Regions from separate parts of the Mus musculus genome. Here region 1 is linked to region 2. Evidence: chromatin loops called from intact Hi-C (ENCODE). Cell type or tissue: left cerebral cortex. All regions are shown on one strand. Each heading gives the region's core, and the rest is flanking DNA. Links, peaks and the distances in the headings are about the cores only.

Evidence for each region. A loop is a pair of places that touch in the nucleus more often than their neighbours do. Peaks named below come from ENCODE experiments on the same cell type or tissue, not always from the same donor. Only the 100,000 strongest peaks of a DNase experiment are listed, where the experiment ranks them.
Region 1: it touches region 2 in a loop (6-fold over the local background); 2 of 42 quality-filtered maps call a loop at or near these places.

The regions. Positions count from the first base shown.
Region 1 is chrX:6,647,343-6,660,205 of GRCm38, forward strand. No RefSeq gene overlaps it. Among named protein-coding and RNA genes, the nearest start is that of 5430428K19Rik, 79 kb to the left of the region's middle. In left cerebral cortex, for the core only: a CTCF peak has its summit at 6,868 (motif pointing right); a DNase peak (open chromatin) is centred at 6,891.
Region 2 is chrX:7,096,588-7,109,450 of GRCm38, forward strand. No RefSeq gene overlaps it. Among named protein-coding and RNA genes, the nearest start is that of Akap4, 35 kb to the left of the region's middle. In left cerebral cortex, for the core only: a CTCF peak has its summit at 5,910 (motif pointing left); a DNase peak (open chromatin) is centred at 5,967.

The sequences.
Region 1 (12,863 bases), core at 2,007-10,006, 450 kb before region 2:
TATGCTCTCTGTTCACTGGAGACTTGTACTACAGAAAGAAACTTTCCCCCCAAATTATACTGGGTTTAAATATGCTAGTAATGACCTCTTGGAATTAGACTCCCCATAGTCTTAATCCAGTTTGACAAAATCAATCTGAATCAAGTCTTCATTGTCACCTTTTTGTGCTTCATTTCCCTGCCATGACTCTCTGAAGTTCCTCTCAGTCTTGGTCACGATTGGATGGCCATCTAAAAGGTTTATGATTCCACTCTAAGCTGGGTCTTGTGGCTTAGATGAATTTCAACAATACAAAACCCGCAATTACTCCTCTACCAACCTACAGAACTTTTGCTTCTTTTTTTTTTGTATTAAGGTTTTAAATGTTTATTTATTTTTATCACAGTACAATAAAAGTCTAAATATACCCATTCCAACTCATTCTGAAAAGGGGGCACATTAGAAGAGACATCAAAGGCATTTCTTGTCTCTCTGAATGCTTTTCTCTTTTTATTTATTTATTTATTATTAGATTTTTCTTTATATACATTTCAAAAGCTATCCTGAAAGTTCCCTATACCCTCTCTCCGCCCTGCTCCCCTACTCACCCACTCCCATTTCTTGGCCCTGGCATTGCCCTGTACCTGGGGCATATAAAATTTGCAATACCAAGGGGCCTCTCTTCCCAGTAATGGCTGACTAGGCCATCTTCTGCTAGATATGCAGCTAGAGATATGAGCTCTGGGGGTACTGGTTAGTTCATATTGTTGTTCCACCTATAGGTTTGCAGAACCCTTCAGCTCCTTGGGTGCTTTCTCTAGCTTTTCCATTGGGGGCCCTGTGTTCCATCTTATAGATGACTGTGAGCATCCACTTCTGTATTTGCCAGGCACTGGCATAGCCTCACAAGAGACAGCTATATCAGGGTCCCTTCAGCAAAATCTTTCTGGCATATGCAATCGTGTCTGGGTTTGGTGGCTGATTATGGGATGGATCCCTGGGTGGGGTAGTCTCTGGATAGTCCATCCTTTCGTATTAGCTCCAAACTTTGCCTCTGTAACTCCTTTCATGGGTATTTTGTTCCCTATTCTAAAGAGGAATGAAGTATCCACCCATTGGTCTTTCCTCTTCTTGATTTTCTTGTGTTTTGCAAATTGTATCTTGGGTGCTTTATGTTTCTGGGCTAATATCCACTTATCAGTGAGTGCATATCTAATGACTTCTTTTGTGATTGGGTTACCTCACTAAGGATGATATCCTCCAGATACATCCATTTGTCCAGGAATGTCATAAATCCATTGTTTTTAATAGCTGAGTAGTACTCCATTGTGTAAATGTACCACATTTTCTGTATCCATTCTTCTGTTGAGGGACATCTGGAGAACTTTTGCTTCTTGCACATCAGCAATGGGGTGGGATGGGAGAGGCAGAGATAGACAGACAGATTTTGTAAGGTCAGCTAACAAGAAGTGATCTCCTATAGTGTAATCAAGAATATGAAATCCATCACCTTTGTCACATTTTGTTGGTTAGAAAAAGCCATAAAGAGTTCCCACTCACACTCAAGAGGGAAGAGATTAAACAGACATGTGGATACCAGGATATGAAAATGATAAGGCCACCTCAAAAGCAGATACACATTTGAAATCACAGCGCAAATCACTAATGACAACATAACCAATCTATTAGTAGAAAGTCAGTAGCCAATTTTTAAACTCTACAATCTGAGAACAATAATCTGAAAACTATCACACTGCTGACTATGTCCCATTCATAACCTGTGAGATTTTGTTGTTATTGTGTTTTAGAGACAGTCTGACTATGTAGTCTTGGCTGATCTGCAACTCAGAGACTTGGTTCCTCTGTTTCTGGAACACTGGAATTACAGGTGTGTACCACCATGCCCAGCTCATTTGTAGTAGTTTTATAGCCACAAATTTATATTTATTTGTATGACTGCTTTGTTAATAGCAGGTTGGTACAGAAGTAATTGTGATTTTTACATTGTTGAAATTGATTTGATTTGATATTGATTCATAGATGGACATGGCTCTATTATACATAATCTTTTTTGTTTGTTTGTTTGTTTGGTTGGTTGGTTGGCTGGTTTTTTTGAGACAGGGTTTCTCTGTGTAACAGTCCTGGCTGTCCTGGAACTCACTTTTTAGGCCAGGTCAGCCTCAAACTCAGAGAAATCCAGATTTACCTGCCTCAGCCTCCCAAGTGTTGGAATTAAAGTGCCATCACTGCCTGGCAGCTATATATCATCTTTTAAAAAACCTATTAGTAGTAGTAGTATTACCATTAGCATTAGTATTCTCTCATGTACTACATCCCAACTACAGTTTCCCCTCCCTCCACTCCCCTCAGACCCTCCTTTCCCACATCTCCTCCTCCTTGGACCATTCCTCCATTTCCCTTCAGAAATGATCAGGCTTCCCAGGAATATCAACCAAGCACAGCATAACAAATTAGAATAAGACTAGGTATATACCCTCATATTAAGGACTGAACAATACAACCCAGTAGAAAGGGGGTCTTAAAAGTAGGTAAAAGACTCAGAGACAACCTCTTCTCCCACTATTAGGAGTCCCTCAAGAATACCAAGCATATAGAGAGTACTTAGCTCAGACCCATACAGATTCCCTGAAGGTCACTTCAATCTCTGAGACCCCAGTGATTCCCCTATGAGCCATGCTTAGTTGATTCTGTGGGCCACCCATGTACTCATCCTGTCCTCTACCCATCTGCCTCCTCCACCTCCTTCTCCAGGTTGCTGAACTCCGCCTTATGTTTGGCTGTGGGTCTCTGTATCTGTTCCCATCAGGTACTGTATGAAGCCTTTCTGATGAGAATTGGGCTAGGCACCAACCTATAAGTATAGCAGAATATCACTGGGAATCATTTCATTGACTTTTATCCCATATCTTAGGTGACTGGGCTCTCCAGCTTCTGGTTCCTGGCTCTCTTGGCATTGTAGGGGTGGGCTGTCTCTCATAGTGTAGGCCTCAAGTCAGACCAGTCATTGGTTGGCTATTCCCAAATGGTTCTGTGCCACCATTTCCCCCAGCACATCTTGCAGGGAGGTCAAAGGTTTTGTGGCTGGGTTGATGTTTCAGTCCTACTACTGGAAGCCTTGCCTAGTAAGAGAAGATGGCCAGTTCAGACTCCATAGCCCTTATTACTGGGAGTCTTCACTAGAGTCACCTCAGTTCTATATCATATTAATGCACATTTTTTTTGCTTCAGGGTTTTTGCTAGTGACTTATTATTTGCTATATATTTTATATTTATTTTATACCATGGTAATAATGTTAAGCCAAAAGCTAATCCATGCAACTTCTTTTTTAATTATTTTTTTATCAATTAATTAATTCATTCATTTTACAGTCCAATATCAACCCCCTCTTCCTCCCAGTCCCCCTTCACATAGCTCTTCTCCTCCCCCTCCCCTTCCTTTCTGAGAAGGGAGAGGGACCCCTGGGTATCACCCTACCTTGGCACATCAAGTCACTGCAAGACTAGGTACATCCTCTCCCACTGAGGCCAGACAAGGCAGCCCAGTTGGGGGAACCAATTCCATAAGCAGGTAACAGATTCAGGGACAGCCCTTGCTCCAGTTGTTGGAGACCTGCATGAAGATGAAGCTGCACATCTGCTGCATATGTGTGGGGAGGCCTAGGTCCAGCCCATGTATGTTTTTTTGTTGATGGTTCAGATTCTGGGAGCCCCAAAAAGTCCAGGTTAGTTGATTCTGTTGGTCTTTCTCTAGAGTCCTTGTCCTCTTTGGGTCCCTCAATCTTTCCCTCGATTCTTCCACAAGACATATGCAGAGCTTAACAGAGAATTCTCAACAGAGGACACTTTCATGGCCAAAAAACACTTAAAGAAATGTTGAACATTATGAGAGAAATACAAATCAAAATGACCCTGAGATTCTACCTTACACCAATCAGAATGGCTAAGATCAAAAAACTCAAGTGACAGCAATTGCTGGTGAACATGTGGAGAAAGAGGAACACTCCTCCATTGCTGGTGGGATTGCAAGCTGGTACAACCACTCTGGAAATCAATCTGGAGGTTCCTCAGAAAATTGGAACTAGTTCTACCTCACAACCCAGCTATAACACTCTTGGGCATATACCCAAAAGATGCTCTGCCATGCCACAAGGACACATGCTCCACTCTGTTCATAAGCTTTATTCATAAGAGCCAGAAGCTGGAAGCAACCCAGATGTTCATCAACTGAAAAATGGATACAGAAAATGTGGGTCATTTATACAACAGAATACTTATTATCCAGCTATTAAAGACGAGGGCATCATGAATTTTGCAAATGGATGGAACTAGAAAATACCATCCTGAGTGATTGTAACCCAGACCCAAAAGGACATGCATGGTATATACTCACTGATAAGTGAATATTATCCAAGAAGTACAGAATATCCATGATACAACCCACAGACCATAAGAAGTTTAACAAGATGGAAGGATGCTTCAATCCCACTTAGAGGGGGGAACAAAATCATCCAGGAGGCAGAGGGAGAGTGGGACTTGGGTGGGAGAGGGGAGGTAGGAATGTCTAGAAAGTTCCAGAGACCTGGGATGTGAAAGGCTCCCAGGATTCAGTGGGGATGACCTTAGCTGAAATGCCCAACAGTAGGAAGATGGAACCTGAAAAAACCACCTCCAGTAGATAGACAAGGCCCCCAGTAGAGGGATGAGGTCACCAACCCATTTTCAAAATTTCTAACCCAGAGTTTTTCCTGTTTAAAAGAAATGCAGGGACAAAAATGAAGCAGAGACTGATGGAAAGGCCATCCAATGACCCGACCAACTTGGATCCATCCCATGGGAGAGCACCAAACCCTGATACTATTACAGATGCTATCTTGTGCTTGCAGACAGGAGCTTAGTCTGGGTGTTATCTAAGAGACTCTACCAGAAGTTGGCTGAGAAATATGCAGATACTCACAGCCAAATATTGAACTAAGTTCGGAGACCCCTATGGAAGAGTTAGCAAGGGGGTTGAAGGAACAGAATGGGATGGCAACCCCATAGAAGACCAACAATGCCAACTAGCCTGGACTTCTGGTAGCTCCCAGAGACTAAGCCACCAACCAAAGAGCATACACAAGCTTGTCCAAGGCTCACAGCACATGTGTAGCAGAGGCCTACCTTGTCTGACCTCAGTGGGAAAGGATGTGTCTAAACCTGTAGAGACTTGATGCCCCAGGAAAGAGCATCAAAGGGAGTACCCTCTCAGAGGCTAAGGGGAGAAGGAATGGGGTGAATAACTCTGGGAGGGGGAGCTGGGAGCAACATTTGGATGTAAAATTAAAATAATTGAAAACTTTTAAAAGTGGCTTGTATGCCCCAACTGGCCAAATAGCACGAGTGTGAACACACACACACACACACACACACACACACACACACACACAGGTCATGGTTACTGTCTGGTGGTCCACTACCGATGTGATCCACTACAGCTTTCTGAATTTTGGCAAAATCATGACATCAGAGAAGTATGCTCAGCAGATCTGTGAGATGCACGTAGAGCCCCAGCATCTGCAGTTGCTGTTGATCAGTAGATTGCACCCAATTCTCCTTGACAACACTGGCTGGATTTCACACAACCAACACTTGGAAAGTTGAATGAACTGGGCTAAGAAGTTTTGCCTTATCCATTGTTACACCTGCCAATTAATTATATATTTTTCCAAATACCTTAACAACTTTTCCAGTCAAAATACTTCCATAATCAACAGGATGTATAAAATGTTTTCTAAGAGTTGGTCAAAAAACCTTAAGCATGGATTTTTACCCTACAGACATAAACAAAACTTATTTCCAATTATTCCATTCTGACTACTAAGTATGTTTTGAGCTTACTTATAATGATTTAAAAATCATATTTTATTCCTTTTATACCAACCTTAATTGGAGTCTTTTCTTCAACTGTAATCTCCAGGGGGAACAAGAGTCTATGCCTAATTTTGTTCATAGTGCTGCATTTTATAAGTCAGGGCTCATGGCTTCCATATTCCAATTGGAATTTTCAATAACAGGAAAAATCCACCAAAATCTGCATGGGGAGCTTGGGTAGATGGCTCAGCAGTTACTAGCACTGAATTGCTCCAGCAGAGGAACTGAGTTTGCTTCTCAGTACCAGGGTTCAGTGGATCATCAGGTCCCGGGGGTCTGATGCCTCCGGTCTTTCCAGCCACCTGCACTCACATGCTGAGACGCAAACATATACACAATGTAAAAATAATATAAAGAAATCATTTTTTAAAGCCAAACTAATTCCATCAGCGAGTAGTAAGAGAGACACATTTATGAAGGATCTAACTTCAAAATTGTCAGTTATTATGAAAAAGTTTGAAACAATAGAGAATATACCGAATATAACATAGGACATCCAACCCATTAAAGGAAAATGGATGGCACTCCGTCTCCTGTTCGGTGCTTACTCTGTCTAGGGAAGCATGGAAAACAAATAAGACTGTTGCCCAAGCAATACCACATGCATTTCAAAGTAACAACGCAGTAAATGTAAAACCCTAGTTCTACCAGTTGTGCAGAGCCAAGTAAAGGCCTGCATATCTTCAAAGTGGAATGTCTGAAGCGATCAATGGTTTGAAACTTTAAGAAGTATGGTCCTTGAAGCAACATCAGCATCAAGTTAGAAGTCCTACATTTATGTTCCAACCCAGAGTCAAACAATGGGAGCAGAGTTCAGCATTCTGTTTTAACAAGCCATCAATGCAATTGTGAGTCACACACAAGTCTAACTTCAAAACACACTATTATTTTTAATTATTATTATTTTACTATTATTAGCATTTTTATGAAAGCCTCCTCTTGGTTGTTTTGGTGTCTGACCACTAGGTGGCGACCTTTGTCTTATGTCCCTGAGGTTGACCAACGTTTACAGTGGGTGCCTACTGGTCTAGCCACCTAACTGTCCAGAGGCAACAATTAGAAAGAAATATGATATTGGGGTGTGAAAGAAGGGTGTAAGAGAGGAAGAAAGGAGATGTAATGAGGGTGGATACTGTAGGGGTTTTGCTTTATCTCTGCTTGAACATTGCAATCTGTCTAGGAAGACGTCTTAGCATCAGTTCATTTTGAATACAAAACAACGTGAAGCGATGTTTGCGAATCTGTGAGCAGCCAATACCATCTGTGCTTTTCCTGCTTGTACTCTCCATCCAGCACCAAAGACATCCTACTCCAATACTCAACCTCTTTCTACCGTCATAATATCATAGATTCCTTCCCCAGTTCTCTTTGGTTGGTCTTTCTTTCAGTCCTTCTAAAGTCATCATTGAAACTCTTGCACAGCATACATTTAAGCATAAGAATAGTAGACATTCTTTGTCACCTCACTTATGTGACTATTCCTTTCATATCTTTCCTTAATTGAGATCTCATATTCACTCTGAAGATTCTACATTCCATACAGCCTTTTCTGATGAAATCTGCTGATTTTCTCATAAGTGGTTGGGTTTGAGAACATGGATAGGAAATCCCAGAGATGGATATCTGAATAGAAGATATTTTAATTAATCATACTCATTTACATTTCAAATGATACCCCCCTTCCCAGTTATCCCTCCACAACCCCCCCCCCATCCTCTTCCCCTCCCCTTTGCCTAATAGAGGATATTTTTCTCTCATCTCTGGAAATGGATTCATGGAGACCTGCCACTAGCTTAAAGTCACAGCTTTATTGCAGACCTCAATTCTTCACTTCAGCCAATGACATTCCTGACTACACAGTAGATATTTTCAACACTTAGAGGGAAAAATGGAGATTTTTTTTCTTCATTTATTTCTTTCTGTAGCATAGATGGAATTTTCATATTCAGACTTTTAGGTTATTCATTCTAGTGTTCTTTTTATTTTGGTTGCTCTGAATATCCATATTTAACTAACCAGATTCTTTATTAAACTTATTAATATTTATTTTTCAACTTATTAATACAAGTACATGAAATTTCTCTTATGTCCTTTGGGATTTACCACATTGCTCTTATTGTTTTGCATTTTGTTCATGTTTAAAATAATTAGTTGTGGATTAATATGAATATACAGTTTCTTCTTCTATTCTCAGTACCTCATTAATTTTTCAGTTTGTCAGGATGATATTCTATGACATATTGATATGCATGTGCATATATATATGTGTATTAGGTTTACCCGTATTTTCCATGCCTCGTGTATCATCTCTTATATGATTTCTCATTTAATGAGCTCTTCAAAATTATCTTCAGTGAGGAACTTGTATGGCAAACCTTCTTGTGCATTGTATGTCCCAGCATATTTTTATTATTCTGATACGTTTAAAGTGAAAATAAAAGATAACCATGAAATTGTAGGCTCAAAGTCATGAAGCACAACAGATCAAAATTTCATAAATATTGCCCAGTTGTCCTATTGTGCTCATAATTGTGCATAAGAAGCTCGCATCAATTAGTTCTTTCTACAAGAATCTTTGTAGAGACTGATTTTTTTTTCAATCTGGAAGATCTGAGAAATTTGTCTTTGTGCTGTTTTTGTCAAATTATATGATTTAAATTCTACTCTTTCATCTCTCTCCCTGTTTCTCTGTATGACTCTGTGTGTCTCTCTTTGTCTCTGTTTCTCTCTGTCTTGTGTGTGTGTGTGTGTGTGTGTGTGTGTGTGTGTGTGTGTGTGTGTGTTTTCAATATATTACTTTTACTATATAGGGCTGTCCTATAGGTAACTATATAGCTCAAACTGGTCTCTGGTAGGAAGATCACAGATAATCCCACCTCTGCCTCCTATACCCTAAGACTACAGACATCTTGTCTCTTTATCTGTGTCAGCCTCAACACATTTGAAGAGCAAGGAAAATGTTTGAGGAGCAAGGAAAGGACAGGTTTGGGTACCACAGTATATGCTAAGCATTCCCATTTGCTTCTATTCTATAAGCTACTGTTGTGATCAAGACTTTATACCAAAAGTCTTTAGACAAAACAGACAGATGTCACTGTCTCTAGCCTATAATAGCCATCTTTGAAGATTTGGAAAAAAAAGTCAATGTCTGATGATCAGGATGGTTCTCATCCATCTTTGTTTATTACATTTTGCTTTGTTCTGTTGCAATAGGGCCTCATTCTGTAGCCAACCCTGGCACTAAACTTGCAGCAATCCTCCTGCCTCAGTCTTATAAGTGTTGGTATTACAGGTATATGCCATCATGCTCACTCAAACAAGCAAGGATTTCTTGTGTCCCTGATACACTCTGACAAACACACAAACACACTAATGATAACTGTAGCATAGGATATTTCTGCAGACTTCTTCCTTGAAATGGTAGGTGACATTGGTAGGTACTTAAAGTAGAAACAAAAATCTAAAGGCTTCCTTAAACAGTCTCTCTCTCTAGGACTTTTCTTCTTTATAGAATCCCATTTGCATACACAGATCAGGGCCACCAAAAAACCACAGCTTCTTTTCTCAGTGATGCCAAGCCATGTTTGTATATTTCAGTTTCCTTTCCAATTCTGTTAATGCCTGTTCAAGTCTCCCCTGTACTATCCAGGCCACTCCTGCTCTCACTGTCTCTAGTGAGCCGATAAAAAAGTGTCCAGTGAGGATGGCAGTCCTCCAATAGAACATAGAACATGGTGAGAACTAACCCTCTAGTGTTGTGCTATACTATCACCCTGGATTTGAGTCTTGCATATAACAACTAAAACAAAATCGAAAGAGAAAATTATAAGCCAATATCTAGATTCAGAAATTATGCTATAGAAATTAAGTAGAAATCAAGACAAGAGAAAAATCTGTTGTCAGAACATCTTTGCAATTGCTAAAGTCCCGAAATGTAAAAGAAATGACAAAAGAGACGCTCTGGGACTACCAGGAAGGAAGAATGACCATGAATGAAGAAATAGAAAATCTGGCACAAACCTGTGGAGAAAGACCCTTGCTGCACCAGAGGCCACAGGTGTACCCAGTTCCCCAGGTAAACCCCTGGCCAAGGACTACCAACACTCCCCAATGTCTGTACAGCCTACTCCAACAGCTTCTTTTCTCCTTGACATACCATCCTAGCCCGCTCCTGCTCAAAACTCCTGCTCCACCAGAAGCCACTCCATCACACAGAACTCCAGAGGATCCCTGGCTAGACCAGATGCCACAGTACATAAAATCCCAGAAGACCCCCTCTGGCCACACAGGCTGCTAGGACATCATCCCCCAACTTGGGCAAAAATCCCCTGCTCTACTAAAAGCCACCCTGGCCATCATAAGTCCAGTCCCCAACTTGGACAGAGTCCCTCTACTTGATCATAAGTCACTGGCCAGAGACCAGAGAGGAAACAGAAAACAAGGATAAAAACACCCATCCAACACAGACAAACTCAGAAATCAGCATCTAGACCTATAATCATCCCAAACCCAGATGCCTAGATGCCACCTTAAGAATGCAATCAGCAACAGCCAGGGCAATATGTCTCTACTAGAACTCAGCCAAGCTACTACAGCAAGCCCTGATCTTTCTAACACAGTGGAAGCACATAAAAACAACCTTAAAACAAACTTAATACAGATGATAGGGGTCCTTAAAGAAGAAATTAATAAATCCTTTAAAGAGATTGAGGAAAAGACAAAAAAAAATTGGAGGAAATGAATAATTCCTTAAAGAAAGCCGGGGCGGGGGGGGGGGGGGGAGAACAGGTGGAGGAAACAAATAAAACTGTTTAAGACCTGAAAATGCAAATAGAAGCAATAAAGAAAACACAAACTGAGGGAAATCTGAAAATAGAAAATCTAGGTAAGCAAACAGGAACTACAGACACGACCATCACCAACAGAGTACAAGGGGACCAAAGAGAATCTCAGCCATTGCAGATGTAATAGAAGAAACAGATACATTAGTCAAAGAAAGTATTAAAGCTGGATTTCAACAAAGACAACAGAAAGTTTACATACTCATGGAAACTGAAAAATGCTCTACTGAATGACCACTGGATCAAGGCAGAGAGAAAGAAATTAAAGACTTCCTAGAATTCAATGAACATGAAGACACAACATACCCAAACTGATGGGACACCCTGAAAGTGGTGCTAAGAGGAAAGTTCATAGCATTAAGTGCCTACACATAGAAATTGAAGAAATCTCATACTAGCAACTGAACAGCATACCTGAAAGCTCTAGAACAAAAGAAACAAACACACCCAAGAGGAGTAGATGGCAGGAAATAATCAAACTCAGGGCTAAAGTCAATCAATTAGAAACAAAGAGAACAATACAGAGAAGCAATGAAACCAAGAGTTGGTTCTTTGAGAAAATAAATAAGATTGACAAATCTCCATCCAAACTAACTAAAAGACAGAGAGAATATCCAAGTTAACAAAAATCAGAAATGAAAGGGGGATATAACAGACACAAAGGAAATACTTAACAAAATTGGAAAATCAAAGATAATTTTTCTTGATAGATACCATATACCAAAGTTAAATCAAGATTACTTAAACAATTTAAATATACCTATAACCCTTAAGAAAATAGAGACAGTCATTAAAAGTCTCCTGAGTTTGAAGCCAGCCTGGTCTACAGAGTGAGTTCCAGGACAGCCAGGGCTATACAGAGAAACCCTGTCTTGAAAAACCAAAAAAAAAAAAAAAAAAAAAGTCTCCCAATCAAAAAACCCCAGGGCCAGATGGTATTAGTACAGAATTCTACCAGACTTTCAAAGAAGAACTAATACCGATACTTCTCAAACTGTTCCACAAAACAGAAACTGAAGGAACATTGCCAAACTCATTCTATGAGGCCATAGTCATCCTGATACCTAAACCACACAAAGATTCAACAAAGAAAGAGAATTATAGACCAATTTCCCTCATGAAACTTGAAGCAAAAGTACTCAATAAAATACAAACCAAATCCAAGAACAGATCAAGAAGATCATTCACCATGATTAGGTAGGCTTCAATCCACAGATATGGTTCAACATATGAAAATGTGCTAATGTGATCCATCATACAAACAAACTGAAAGAAAAAAGAAAATACAATTCTTTCATTATATGCACAAAAGGCCTTTGACAAAATCCAGCACTCTTTTATTATAAAAGTCTTGGAACAATCAGGGATAAAAGAGACATACCTAAACATAATAAAGGCAAGTTACAGCAAGCCTGTATCCAATATCAAATTAAATAGAGAAAATTTCGAAGTAATCCCACTACAATCAAGAACAAGACAAGTCTGTCCCCTCTCTGTACTTAATAGAGTACTTAAAGTTCTAGCTAGAACAATAATTAACTGTAGGAGATCAAGGTATACAAATTGTAAAGAAAGAAGTCAAAGTATGGCTGTTTACAGATGATATAGTAGTATACAAAGTGAGCTCAGAAACTACCAGGGAACTCCTGCCATTGATAAACACCTTTAGCAAAGTGGCTGGATACAAGATTAACTAAAAAATCAATAGCCCTCCTATATACAAGTACAAATGGGCTGAGAAAGAAATTAGGGACACAACACCCTTCACAGAATCCACAAATAATATAAAATATCTTGGTGTAATTCTAACCAAACAACTGAAAGACTTGTATGGCAATAACTTCAAGTCTTTGAAGAAAGGAATTGAAGAAGCTATCAGAAGATGGCTTCTGATGGATTACAGATCCCATGCTAATGGATCTGTAATATTGACATAGTAATAATGGCCATATTATCAAAAATAATCTACAGATTCAATGCAGCCCCCATGAAATTTCCAACACAAGTCTTTACAGGTCTTGAAAGAACAACACTCAACATACTATGAAAAAACAACCCAGGATAGCTAAATTATTCTGTACAATAAAAGAACTTCCAGAGATATCACCATTCCTA
Region 2 (12,863 bases), core at 2,603-10,602:
TAGACCTTAAATTGAATCAAAAAGCATTTGGTTACCTCCATTACATTTAGGACACTATTGCACCCATGGACATATATTACTAGGCCAGGTATTGTCGCTAACAAAATTCACTGCTGGGTAAAAGTGTTGATGGCTTTTCTCTCTCAACAACCTGCATAAAACCTTCTTCTATTATGAAAGCTGGCCAGCAGGACAGACATCTCCAGGTTAATACTAGCTTAAATTTCTCCACATCATATGAACAAAGTGTGTGGTGCCTTCAGCAATAGGCTCTTAATATAACGTTCTGCTGGGCAACCAAAATCAATAATGATAGTCAGTTTGGTTTTAAGGGCCTCTGTGACATACCCATTAACCACTTCAGGGGAGATACCATGCACCTGAGATTGGGATTTTATTCTGTGAACTTTTGGTGCACAAGTTTTTGTTTGTTTGTTTGTTTAAAAAAACGTTTTAAAGTAAAATGTAAGCTTTATAAAACTAATTAAACAGATATTGTCCATATTTGATTTTTTTGTAGGACATGATTTTAATATTTTCAACTATTAATATTCAACAAACAGAATAATTATTTTAAGAGATATTTTGTTGTTGTGTCTCCCTTTTCATTTCTGATTTTATTAATTTGGATACTATCTCTATGCCCTCTGGTTAGTCTGACTAAGGGTTTATCTATCCAGTTGATTTTCTCAAAGAATCAGCTCCTGGTTTTGTTGATTCTTTGTATAGTTCTTTTTGTTTCTACTTGGTTGATTTCAGCCCTGAGTTTATTTCCTGCCTTCTAATCCTCTTGGATGTATTTGCTTCTTTTTGTTCTAGAGCTTTCAGGTGTGCTGTCAAGCTGCTAGTGTAAGCTCTCTCCAGTTTCTTTTTGGAGGCACTTAGAGCTATGAGTTTCCCTCTTAGCACTGCTTTCATGGTGTCCCATAAGTTTAGGTATGATGTGTCTTTATTTTTATTAAATTATAAAAAGCTTTAATTTCTTTCTTTATTGCTTCCTTGACCAAGCTATCATTGAGTAGAGCATTGTTCAGCTTCCATGTGTATGTGTGCTTTCCATTGTTTTTGTTGGTATTTAAGACCAGCCTTAGTCCATGGTGATCTGATAGGATGCATGGGGTTATTTCAATCTTCTTGTATCTTTTGAGGCCTGTTTTATGACCAATTATGTGGTCAGTTTTGGAGAAGGTACCATGAGGTGCTGAGAAGAAGGTATATTCTTTTGCTTTAGGATGAAATGTTCTATCAATACCTGTTGAATCCATTTGGCTCATAAATTCGGTTAGTTTCACTGTGTCTCTTTTTAATTTCTCATTCCATGATCTGCTGAAAGTGAGATGTTGAAGTCCCCCACTAGTATTGTGTGGAGTTCGATTTGTGCTTTGAGCTTTACCAAAGTTTCTTTTATGAATGTGGGTGCCCTTGCATTTGGAGCATAGATGTTCAGAATTGAGAATTCATCTTAGTAGATTTTTCCTTTGACCAGTATAAAGTGTCCTTCCTTATCTTTTTTGATGACTTTTGGTTGAGAGTTGATTTTATTTGAAATTAGAATTGCTGCTCCAGCTTGTTTTTTGGGACCATTTGGTTGGAAAATTGTTTTCCAACCTTTTACTCTGATGTAGTGTCTGTCTTTGTCACTGAGGTGTATTTCCTTTAAGCAGCAGAAGGCTGGGTCCTGTTTACATATGCAGTCTGTTAGTCTATGTCTTTTTAGGGGAATTGACTCCATTGATGTTAAGAGATATTGGAAAAGTGATTGTGACTTCCTGTTATTTTTGTTGTTAGAGGTGGAATTATGTTTGTGTGGCTATCTTCTTTTGGGTTTGTTGAAAGATTACTTTCTTGCTTTTTCTAAGGTGTAGTTTCCCTCCTTGTGTTGGAGTTTTCCATCTATTATCCTTTGTAGGGCTGGATTTATGGAAAGAAGTTGTATAAATTTGGTTTTGTCATGGAATATCTTGGTTTCTCCCTCTATGGTAATTGAGAGTTTTGCTCGGTATAGTAGACTGGGCTGGCATTTGTATTCTCTTAGGGTCTGTATGACATTTGCCCAGGATCTTCTGGCAAGTAGATAGTCTCTGGTCAGAAGTCTGGTATAATTCTCATAGGTCTACCTTTATATATTAATTGACCTTTTTACTTTAATGCTTTTAATATTCTTTCTGTATTTAATGCATTTGATGTTCTGATTATCATGTGTTGGGAGGAATTTCTTTTCTGGTCCAGTCTATTTGGACTGTAGGCTTCTTGTATGTTCATGGGCATCTCTTTCTTTAGGTTAGGGAAGTTTTCTTCTATAATTTTGTTGAAGATATTTACTGGCCCATTAAGTTGGGCATCTTTGCTCTCTTTTATATCTATCATCCTTAGGTTTTGTCTTCTCATTGTGTCCTGGATTTCTTGAATATTTGGGGTTAAGATCTTTTTGCGTTTTGCATTTTCTTTGACTGTTGTGTCAATGTTTTCTATGGTATCTTCTACACCTGAGATTCTTCTGTATTCTGTTGGTGATGCTTGCATCTATGAGTGCTGATCTCTTTCCTAGGTTTTTTAACTCCAGGGCTGTCTCCCTTTGTGATTTCTTTATTGTTTCTATTTCTATTTTTAGGTCTTGGATGGTTTTGTTCATTTCCTTCGCCTGTTTGATTGTGTTTTCCTGCAATTCTTTAAGGGATTTTTGTGTTTCCTTGTTAAGGGCTTTTAGCTGTTTACCTGTGTTCTCCTGTATTTCTTTAAGGAAGTTATGTCCTTCTTAAAATCCTCTATAACCATCATGAGAAGTGATTTTTAGATCCAAATCTTGCTTTTCCAGTGTGATGGTGTATCCAGGACTTTCTATGGTGGGAGAATTGGGTTCTGATGATGCCAAGTAACCTTGGTTTCTGTTGCTAATGTTTCTATGCTTGCCTCCTGACATCTGATTATTAGTGCTACCTGCTCTCTCTATATCTGACTGCAGCCTGTCCTTCCTGTGATCCTGGTTGAGTCAGAACTCCTCAGAGTTCAGCTGTCTCTGTTATCCTGTGATTCCGGGATCCTGTGATCCGGTTTTGTCAGAGCTCCTGGGAGTCAAGGTGCCTTGGGACCCTGAGATCCTGGTGTGACCAAGCTTCTGTGATCCTGTTGTCATGGACATGTAAGAGTGCCTGGGAGTGGAGCTTCTTTTGGGTGTTGTGGGGACTGGCTGCAGATTTAGCACCCAAGGTATGCTCAGGGCACCTCTTATCCTTCGATCCTGGGTGTGTTAGAGTGTCTGGGTGTAGAGCTTCCTCTGGGTGTTGTGGGACTATCTGCAGAATTTGTGTTCCATGAGTCTGCGCTTAGAAATCTCCCATCACACTGACTTTGGCTGCTAGTCTAGTTTTACACCAAGCTAAGTAATTTTTCAACAACAAAAATGGATGAAATTTGAATTCTTAGGACTTTACTCACTAGCAACAGCAGGTTTTAGATTTCTAAGAATATCTGGTCCAAACCAGAAGGAACCCATGCCACTGGTCAGGTGGAATTCCTGTGTGCCTGGGTCCCACTGGTCCCAGTTACGTCTGGTGTTGGGGCAGATGTTGTGTCCTCCTCACCTGTGATCCTATGATCTTAGGCGTGTTAGAGCAACTGGGAGTGGATCTTCCTCTGGGTGTTGTGGGACTGACTGGCTGCGGATGTCACTGCCAAGGCCTGCTTGGGACACTGGCCCAGACTGGAATCCCATATTTGATTTTTAAAAATAGGATGACATGTTTCTTTTGGTCCTGTAGTATAGCAGAATACTTGCTTTCCACCTCCTCGTTCCCTGTCCCTCTCTCCCTTCCTTCCTTCTTTCCTTCCTTCCTCCCACCTCTCTGTCCTTCTGTCCCTCCATCTTTCTCTTTTTGTGTTCATGTCTGTCTTGAGATAGTATCTTAGAAGTAGCCCCAGCAATCCCCAAACTCACATCTATCCTCCTGCCTCAGCCTCCAGTATGCTGGATTTATAAGAGTGCATGCAATATCACATTTGGCACTTCTTTTTTGATAATGTTTTGACCTTCCTGTATATTTTTTTACAATCATAAAATTTTATGTAGTAAAATGTAAAAATCAGATCTGGCCTTGGAACTCACACCGGTAATTGTGGGAAGCCCCATGTGCCGTTGCAGGGTGGCGCTGGCTACCGCTGGCCACCACGCATACATATGCAGTAAAGTTTTTTTGCCAAGATAAGGTTTTGAGAATATTAACCAATCAGATGAGAGACATGTTAACCAATCAGATGAGAGACATGTTAACCAATCAGATGAGAGACATGTTAACTAATCGGATGTGAGACATGCAAATGAGGTAGTAAGCATAACCCATGCATAACCAATCCGGATGTGAGACACGCCTCTCCTAGGCCTATATAAGCTGCACCAGTTCTGGGCTTGGGGTCTCTTCGCCTTTGCAATCAAGCTCTCCCAATAAACGTGTGCAGAAGGATCCTGTTGTGGCGTCTGCTTTGCTGGCGAATCGGGCACGCGCAAGAGGTAATCCCATTGTTTAGGAGGCTGAAGTAGGAGGATAGTAAGTTTGAGACCATGCTAGCTTGATTAGCAAGTTACAGTCCACATTGAGCTTCACAAAGGGCCCCTGTGCCAAAGCTATATACAGTAAAATTCACTTTGTCCCACGAGTCTGCTCTTAGAAAGCTCCCATCGCAATGACTCTGGCTGCTAATCTAATATGACACCAAGCTAAGTAACTTTTCAACAACAAAAAAGGATGAAGTTTGAATTCTTAGGACTTTACTCACTAGCAACAGCAGGTTTTAGATTTCTAAGAATGTCCAGTTTCTTTGTGTTTGTTTTGACAGACCAGCTATTCTCAATCAGGCTTATAACATCTATAAAGTTATCATATGTGCTATCAATATCTTTAGATAATTTTTAAAAACTACAAAGAACATTGGATATTAGCACAAGTCTCTTTTAGAAAAAAAGATGACTCTAAAGACCAGAGGAGATTTAAACATGTATATCTGGTATTGGATTTCAAACACATTAGTCTCCTTGTAGAAATCTAGAAAGTCCTGTCTGATGTCACTTGATTTTACTAGTTGACCTTTAGGTCTAAAGAAGTCTTATTTCCCAAATAGTGAGTCAAATGATGTTTTTGTTGTGACACACATATAATATGGAACAGTACTGGAAGAGTCAGGCCCACTTTCCTAGGCTGCACATGGCCTCTTTGAAGGTCTTCCAGTTTAGGAATGGCCGATAAATTTCTGTTTTACCATAATCGTTTATATCACTTTCATCCTCAATGTCTTTCCAAATTAGAGAAACGCATACTTCTCTTTCAACACTTTAAAATTATGTTTTATGACATATTCATAGTTTCCTTTTGCTGGTGACATTGATAGACATTTTAAAATCTTATGGGCTTCTGCATGCTTTCAAGAAACTGAAAAATGATCCCAAACTTTCATTTTGCATGCTTTGATTTTAGGAATAAAGCAAACACATTTGTTTTAGTAGAATTTTATAGTGTGTGTGTGTGTGTGTGTGTGTGAGTGAGTGATTTGACAGATTCTATATCATCTTCTCCAAATGAATAAATAGTGCATACTCCCAACAATAAAGAAGCTTACAGACTAAATAGATATATCCAGGATTTATATTTGTACCATCTGTTGAATTCACAGATAGATTCTAGATTGTTTTATTTCACACTTTTGTGGTTTTATTAATATCTTCCTAGACAATTTGAAAAGACAATATCAAACTCCATTTCTTAAAGATCAAAGGGCCTAATAGCTAGGGTAAACCCTTATTCTTGCTGCAATGAACTATGGCCACTAATAAGATGTGGAAGTATGATTGCTGGTTAGATCTGACAGACTCTGCAATGCTGTGGAAGAGACCAACATAAATGTTGTCAAGATTTCCCCCTACAGGACATCTTAGTGATAACCTCTAACTCAGGAAATACAGTTTTAGGTTTGAATTCATTTCATAGAACCATCAAGGGAATAACTGAGTGATGCTTGTGTGTGTGTGTGTGTGTGTGTGTGTGTGTGTGTGATGCTCAAGCTAATTCAGCAGTCACTAGTTTTAGTTAAGCCATTTGGGGAAGAGGAAGCTTTAGGTTGGTGCTGAATATCTGCAAATCTCATCCTGGACTTGTGAGATCCAGCATCTATATATGCCTTCACATAGCCTCCTCTACTGCACCTATTGGGTAATTAATAGGATCTGTTTGAGTTGTTTGTCTCTCTAATCCACTTGTAAATGATCTCTGTCATCAAGGCAATATGATTGTTGGACTTTTAAAAAGTATTTTTATAATGGTGTGTTATAGTCTTCATTTCAATTGCCTGGATATTTATAAAGCAGAGTGCTATGATCTAAATTATGTCCCCTCAAAATTCAAATGTTGAAATTCTCAGCATTTCAGAATGTGATTCTATTTGGAAATAAGGCCATAAAGAAGTGATCAGTATGAAGACATTCAGATGTTTCTTAGCCCGGGTAGTTCAGTTGTTCTTAGAAGAAAAAGAAACTGGGGCATGCAAAGGTATATCACAGGTGCAGGGTCACAAATGGACATTTACATAGAAAAAAACCCAAAAAAACCCCTATATCTACAAGGCAAGAAAGGGGGCCTCAGAATAAACCAAACCTGCCAGTTCCTTGACCTTGGGCTGGCATACAGCCTTCAGAATTGTGAAGAAAGAAATTTCTGGGTTTTCGTTGTTGTTGCAGTGGTGGTGGTGATAGTGGTTGCTGTTTATTTTGTTTCTCGCACAGGCTGTGATACTGTTATGACAGCTCTTGAAAACTAGTGTACATATTCACAACATTCATGACGTTAAGGTTAAGTTAGCACTAACTCAAACCAAATCCCAATTGATCCATATGTGCGGTGGTTTGAATGAGTAATATCCCCCATAGTTCCAACATTTGAGCATTTGATTCCCAGTTGTTGATACTGTTTGAGAGATATGATTTTGTGTGTGTGTGTGTGTGTGTGTGTGTGTGTGTGTGGTGCAGCCTTGCTGGGAGAAGTATATCACTGGAGGCCTCAAGCTACTTCCAATTAGTCTCTCTGATTTGTGCTCATGGCTGAAATATGAGCTCTCAGCTTCCAGCTCTCCTGCTACCATGCCCCTGCCCCCATCATGGTGGACTCTAACCCTCAGAGACCATAAGCCCAAATAAACTTGTCCTTCTAGAAATTGCTTTGCTCATGGTATTTACTATAACAACAGGAATGTAACTAACACAATAGGTAAAGAAAAAAATAAAACAGAAAATAGATTGCTAATAATGCTCATGATTTCAGTGGACGTGATGGGTATTCTCCATTCTAGTAACCAGGGATGATGGATGTCAATATCATCAGTCAGGAGGAAAAAAAGGAGTCAAAGAAATAACAAAGATGTATAATCTATATATCACCTCTATTTCACACAAAGAGCTATGTAATTTTCAATCCCTGTTCAGAGCTACCATGTGGATATTGGTTTCCCCTTCCTCAATCTTCTGTGTCCATCACAGAAAACTGAGACAGATTTTCTAGGAGTTAAAAACTTTTATATTTGGAACAGAGCAATACAAACCAAGACCTTAGGCCATCCAAGGGGTTGTTCCAGGGATGCTGGACAGCAAACAAAAATGGTAGTTGTATGATATTTACTTTATAATGACTGCTAATTGTTCAGATGTTCTATGTATTCTTATGTGCATATATTAGTATTCAAAATATTTACTTATTTTGTGTTTATATAGCTGTCTGTGAAAAAGATGCATAAAACTAAGCCAGCCAACACTCAAGCAGGGATGGAGGTCATGAGACCCCACGCCTAGCTTAAGAGCTACTAGCAATTAACAGCTAGCTACTAAGGTAGGGAGAGTCACTTTTATTCAGAAGTCTGGAGCCTCTTAGGTTGCCTATGTTTCAATGGATGACCGTACACTCCTAAATATTTGGGTAGCACCAATTGGACTCGGCTGGGTTTTTTAAAAAAGAGGACATAAAGTTGTAAGGGAAGAGTTCAAGGAGGGATGGAAATTGGATATGATAAAATACATTGTGTACATTTATGAAATTCTCAAAAAATAAAAAATAGTTTGAATGATTTTAGTTCAAGGTGGCCCATCTTTATAGTGCCTTAGACATTTATGCAGGTGATCCAATATTGCCCTAGGCGAATGGCATCACATTATCAAACATAACATATGCCCAACTCCATATGGTCTATTGCTTTACATGGTTCTTGCATGTAGAATTATTGGTTTCTTTAAGAAACTTTAATGATACTCATAAAGCAGACTTTATTCAGGACCAGCCCCATAGGAATAGGGACAACAAACTGAGATTTTTTGCACTGGAAGAGATTGCATTCAACTCTGAATACAGTGTGAACAAGTGGGACTATATTGCTCCGAAATAATATAGGGGCAGAGTATAAAAAAATTACTAAGACAGAAGCTGGCAAGGTTGTTCAGTGGGTATAGGTGGCTACTGCTAAGCCTATTGACCTGAATGTGATCCCCAGGACCCACATGGCAGAAGAAGAGAACTGTCTCCCATTGGTTGTCCTCTGGCCTCCATACAGGCAGGTGTGGACACACATACATACATGCATGCACACACACATACACATTAAAAAGTGAAAAATTACTAACAGAAAGAAAAGGTAAGACTCACATGATATGTACTCACTGATAAGTGGATATTAGCCCAGAAACTTAGAATACCCAAGATACAAGATACAATTTGCAAAACACATGAAACTCAAGAAGAACGAAGACCAAAGTATGAACACTTTGCCCCTTCTTAGAATTGGGAACAAAATACCCATGGAAGGAGTTACAGAGACAAAGTTTGGAGCTGAGACGAAAGGATGGACCATGTAGAGACTGCCATACCCGGGGATCCATCCCATAATCAGCCTCCAAACGCTGACACCATTGCATACACTAGCAAGATTTTGCTGAAAGGACCCAGATATACCTGTCTCTTGTGAGACTATGCCGGGGCCTAGCAAACACAGAAGTGGATGCTCACAGTCAGCTATTGGATGGATCACAGGGTTCCCAATAGAGCAGCTAGAGAAAGTACCCAAGGAGCTAAAGGGGTCTGAAACCCTATAGGTGGAACAACAATATGAACTAACCATTACCCCAGAGCTCTTGTCTTTAGAAGCATATATATCAGAAGATGGCCTAGTCGGCCATCATTGGAAAGAGAGGCCCATTGGTCTTGCAAACTTTATATGCCTCAGTACAGGGGAACGCCAGGGCCAAAAAGTGGGAGTGGGAGGGTAGGGGAGTGGGGGGGGGAGGATATGGGGGACTTTTGGGATAGCATTGGAAATTTAAATGAAGAAAATACCTAATTAAAAAAATGGTAACAAATAAAAGAAAGAAAGGAAGGAAGGAAGGAAGGAAGGAAGGAAGGAAGGAAGGAAGGAAGAGAGGGAGAGGGAGAGAGAGAGAGAGAGAGAGAGAGAGAGAGAGAGAGAGAGAGAGAGAGAGAAAGAAAGAAAGAAAGAAAGAAAGAAAGAAAGAAAGAAAGAAAGAAAGAAAGAAAGAAAGAAAGAAAGAAAGAAAGAAAGAAAAGGTAAGATTCTGGGGTAATTAATGAGGACAGGCCATCTGGGGATGGTGGAGGATGACAAACCCCATCAGATATTGAAGGGAATTAAATAGTAACAGTGGGGACTTCCAGCTTATAAGGAAATCATGCAGGTGGGCCTCATAAGATAGTCAGAGCCTAAGTGAAGTTTAGCTAGTCAATTACTTTTAAGGGGGGAGGAATAATGAAACAGCCTCCCACTTTGTAGGTCAGGCTGGCCTGGAAATCTCCACGCATCCCAGGACAGCTTCAAACTTGCAGGAGTGTTCCCAGTCCAGCCTCTTGAGTGCTAGGATTGCAGGTGTGAACCACTATGCCTGGCTTAAGCAATGAATCTGTCTGCCATTGAGCTCCCTCTGCACTTTGTGATTCCAATTACTGGTCACAAATTAGAATTCAATATGTGCTCCGTGTATCCTGACACTGGACTAAGCTTGTAAGAATTATGCCTTGTTCATTTCTTCATTATCAGCACTTTGTGGCTGTCATTTGGTAAATGTTTGCTAAGTGAATAATGAGCTTTTATTGGGACTATCTATCAAAATTATCCATTTCTCACAGCTTCTTTCTTGTGCCTGCATTTAAAGCCTGGATATGTTGGCTGAATCCTGGGCTTGGCTCTGTCTAGCTCACATTTGCTTTCTGAGCATAACCCTCATCCTGCAATAGAGAGCTGGTACAAAATTCATTTCTTTAGGCTATATTTATTGACTGTCCACTGCATGTCCTGACCTGTGCCTGGAGTAGCAAGAAGCAAAAGCTAAATTGAAAGTATAATCAAATGCTGAATTTCTGGCAGGGAAAAATTGCTCTGCGTGACTCATTTACTAAGGTTTCTGCATTGATGGTTTCTGGAAATTACTGTTTGGTATCATCTGTTCTAGTCAAACAGAGCTGAAATCTATGAGTCTGATCAATGCTTGGAAATGTTCAAACTTCAGAGGCATCATGCCGACTCCTCTGACCTCCATAATTCCTTTTGCTGGTAACAGTAATGGATGTGCCTCAGTCAAGAAGTCTCTTATTGGAGGGTGGAGTTGAAGGGAAATGTCAGCAAGAGAATAATGACATTTAAGTATACAAAACTATTCCTAGGCTACCAGACTGGATTAGGACTTGTCTAGACAGGTCAGGGAAAAAAAAGCAGTCTTAGCTTTAGGTGGTAGGGGGAGAACTAACTATGATGACCTAGAAATAAACACACTTTTAAGCGTCTGCTTTATTTCTGTCACATAGTCTGACTCTCGTGACCCTGAGCACAGTGTCAAAGGCCTGGAGGCTCCTCTATGACCAGAGTTTACTTCAAGAACTGAATCATCTGTAGCTAATTTCAGCATAATAGGATTAGTGCTATTTAAATGGCTTATGGAGTCATCAGTGGGGCTGGAGAAAAGGGGTCTAGATATTGCTTTTAGGGATGCTCCCAAATCCACACCATAGAAAGAGGCCACCAAACAGCTGCCACTTCTGCCAAACAGGGCAGCCGCCACCCTAGCAGCTGATTCTGAGACTGCGCCATCCCCCACCATGATAAGCACTACTGAACAGACTTAAGACCTACCTGCTTCTGTCCTAGCTACTGCATATCCAGAGGCAAGCCTCAAGTTAGTCCTGTTTCTAACTTCGAACTCAAGCTGCCAAAAAAGTGAAAAGCAGATGCTTAAGCCATTCCCCTCCAAAATACAGGAAGGCACACAATGAAGGTTATAATTAACGTTGAATGGGTCAATCCAGGGGGCCTGTCACAGGCTCTGATCATTGAGATTAGGAAAAGGTCCTTGTCAAGATGCTTACAACTAGTCAGGTATGGTAGCACATTCCCACAACACCAACACTCAGGAAGCGAGGCAGGAAGATCACAAATTTAAGGACAGTGTGGACTACATAAGAAGAAGTTATCTGGACAACAAAAACTGTTCCCAAGCACAAAAAAACAAAAATCTCAAACTGGCTTAAATAACATTGGAACTTGAATGGCTCGTGTAACTAACAAGAATAGAAGCAAGGCTGGCTGGAGACAGGCTATGAAACATGGCTTCCTTGGTACTGATTTCATTCTTAGGCAGGCCATCTTCTAGTGATCTTAAATAGCAATTAACAGTTCATGAGCACAACTGCCCTGTTGTGTTCAGAAGACACCATTCCACAAGAGTCCTCCCAGATCTCTGCCTCTTACAATGTTTCTGGTTTCTCTTCCACAATGTTCCCTGGGTCTTTCATAAAAGGGGTTGATGTAGATGTCCCATTTGGGGCTGAGCAGTCCAAGTCAGTCATTTTCTGCTTGATTGGTTGTCTCTGTCACCATCAGTTGGATGAGAGTGAGAGAGCTACACCAATGGGTGAGTATAAAAACAAGTGTCTAAGTACAGTTTGATGTTGTGTTCAACTAGCAAAATGGTGGTAGTAGGTTCTCCCCTAGGGTGCATGACCTTTCCAGCCATAGCTTCTTGTTCAGGTTTACAGTGTGAATTCCCTCCTTAAATCCAATCAGAAAGTGATTCGTTACTCTTATCACACTTGTGCCTCTATTGGGCTCACAGGATTCACAGTGAGATAGGTTCGCTGTTGATGATTTTTCTGCCCCAGAACCTGCCTAGTATCTTCTAGCTGAATATGAAGTCTGTGGGTATTTAAGTGTTTCTAGTTAATAAAAATGCCTTGGAATGCTTTCTGAGCTACGCAAAATTGCTCCATAATTCTTTGTAGCACATGAACAGCCATCTTATGAACTTTGCTGTTAAGTGTAGTGAGAAGGATCTGGAAGTAGATGGTGACAAGGAAAAGCATGATCAAAATATATTTAATACAAAAAAATTAAAACTGGAAAAAGAAAGAATTAAGATTGATATAAGAAAGTCCTGAGTTCTAGCCTGTATTAATTTTCTGTTACTGCATAACACATTACTTATTAGGTGGTATGTATTTCCACCTAATAAGTTAGCAGATCAAAATATACATTTATGATGTTTCTATAGTAAAGACTCTACTTAATTGGGTATGTCATTCCATTCAGGCTTCTACAATCGGGTATCACAGCTTGCCAGGAGGATACACAGTAGAAAGATACTGTTTGAAGTTCTAGAGACTAAAATTAGGCATATTTCAGGTTCTGTTCATGTACCCCTTCCAAGGTGTTGATACGTCTTCATATGGCCAAAAGAGGTTATGACAGTTCTGTCAGGTTCCTCTCATACACTTGAACTTGGCCAAAAGCCAAGATGTGATAGGGTGCTCCATCACAAGGGTACTAATCCCTATCTCTGA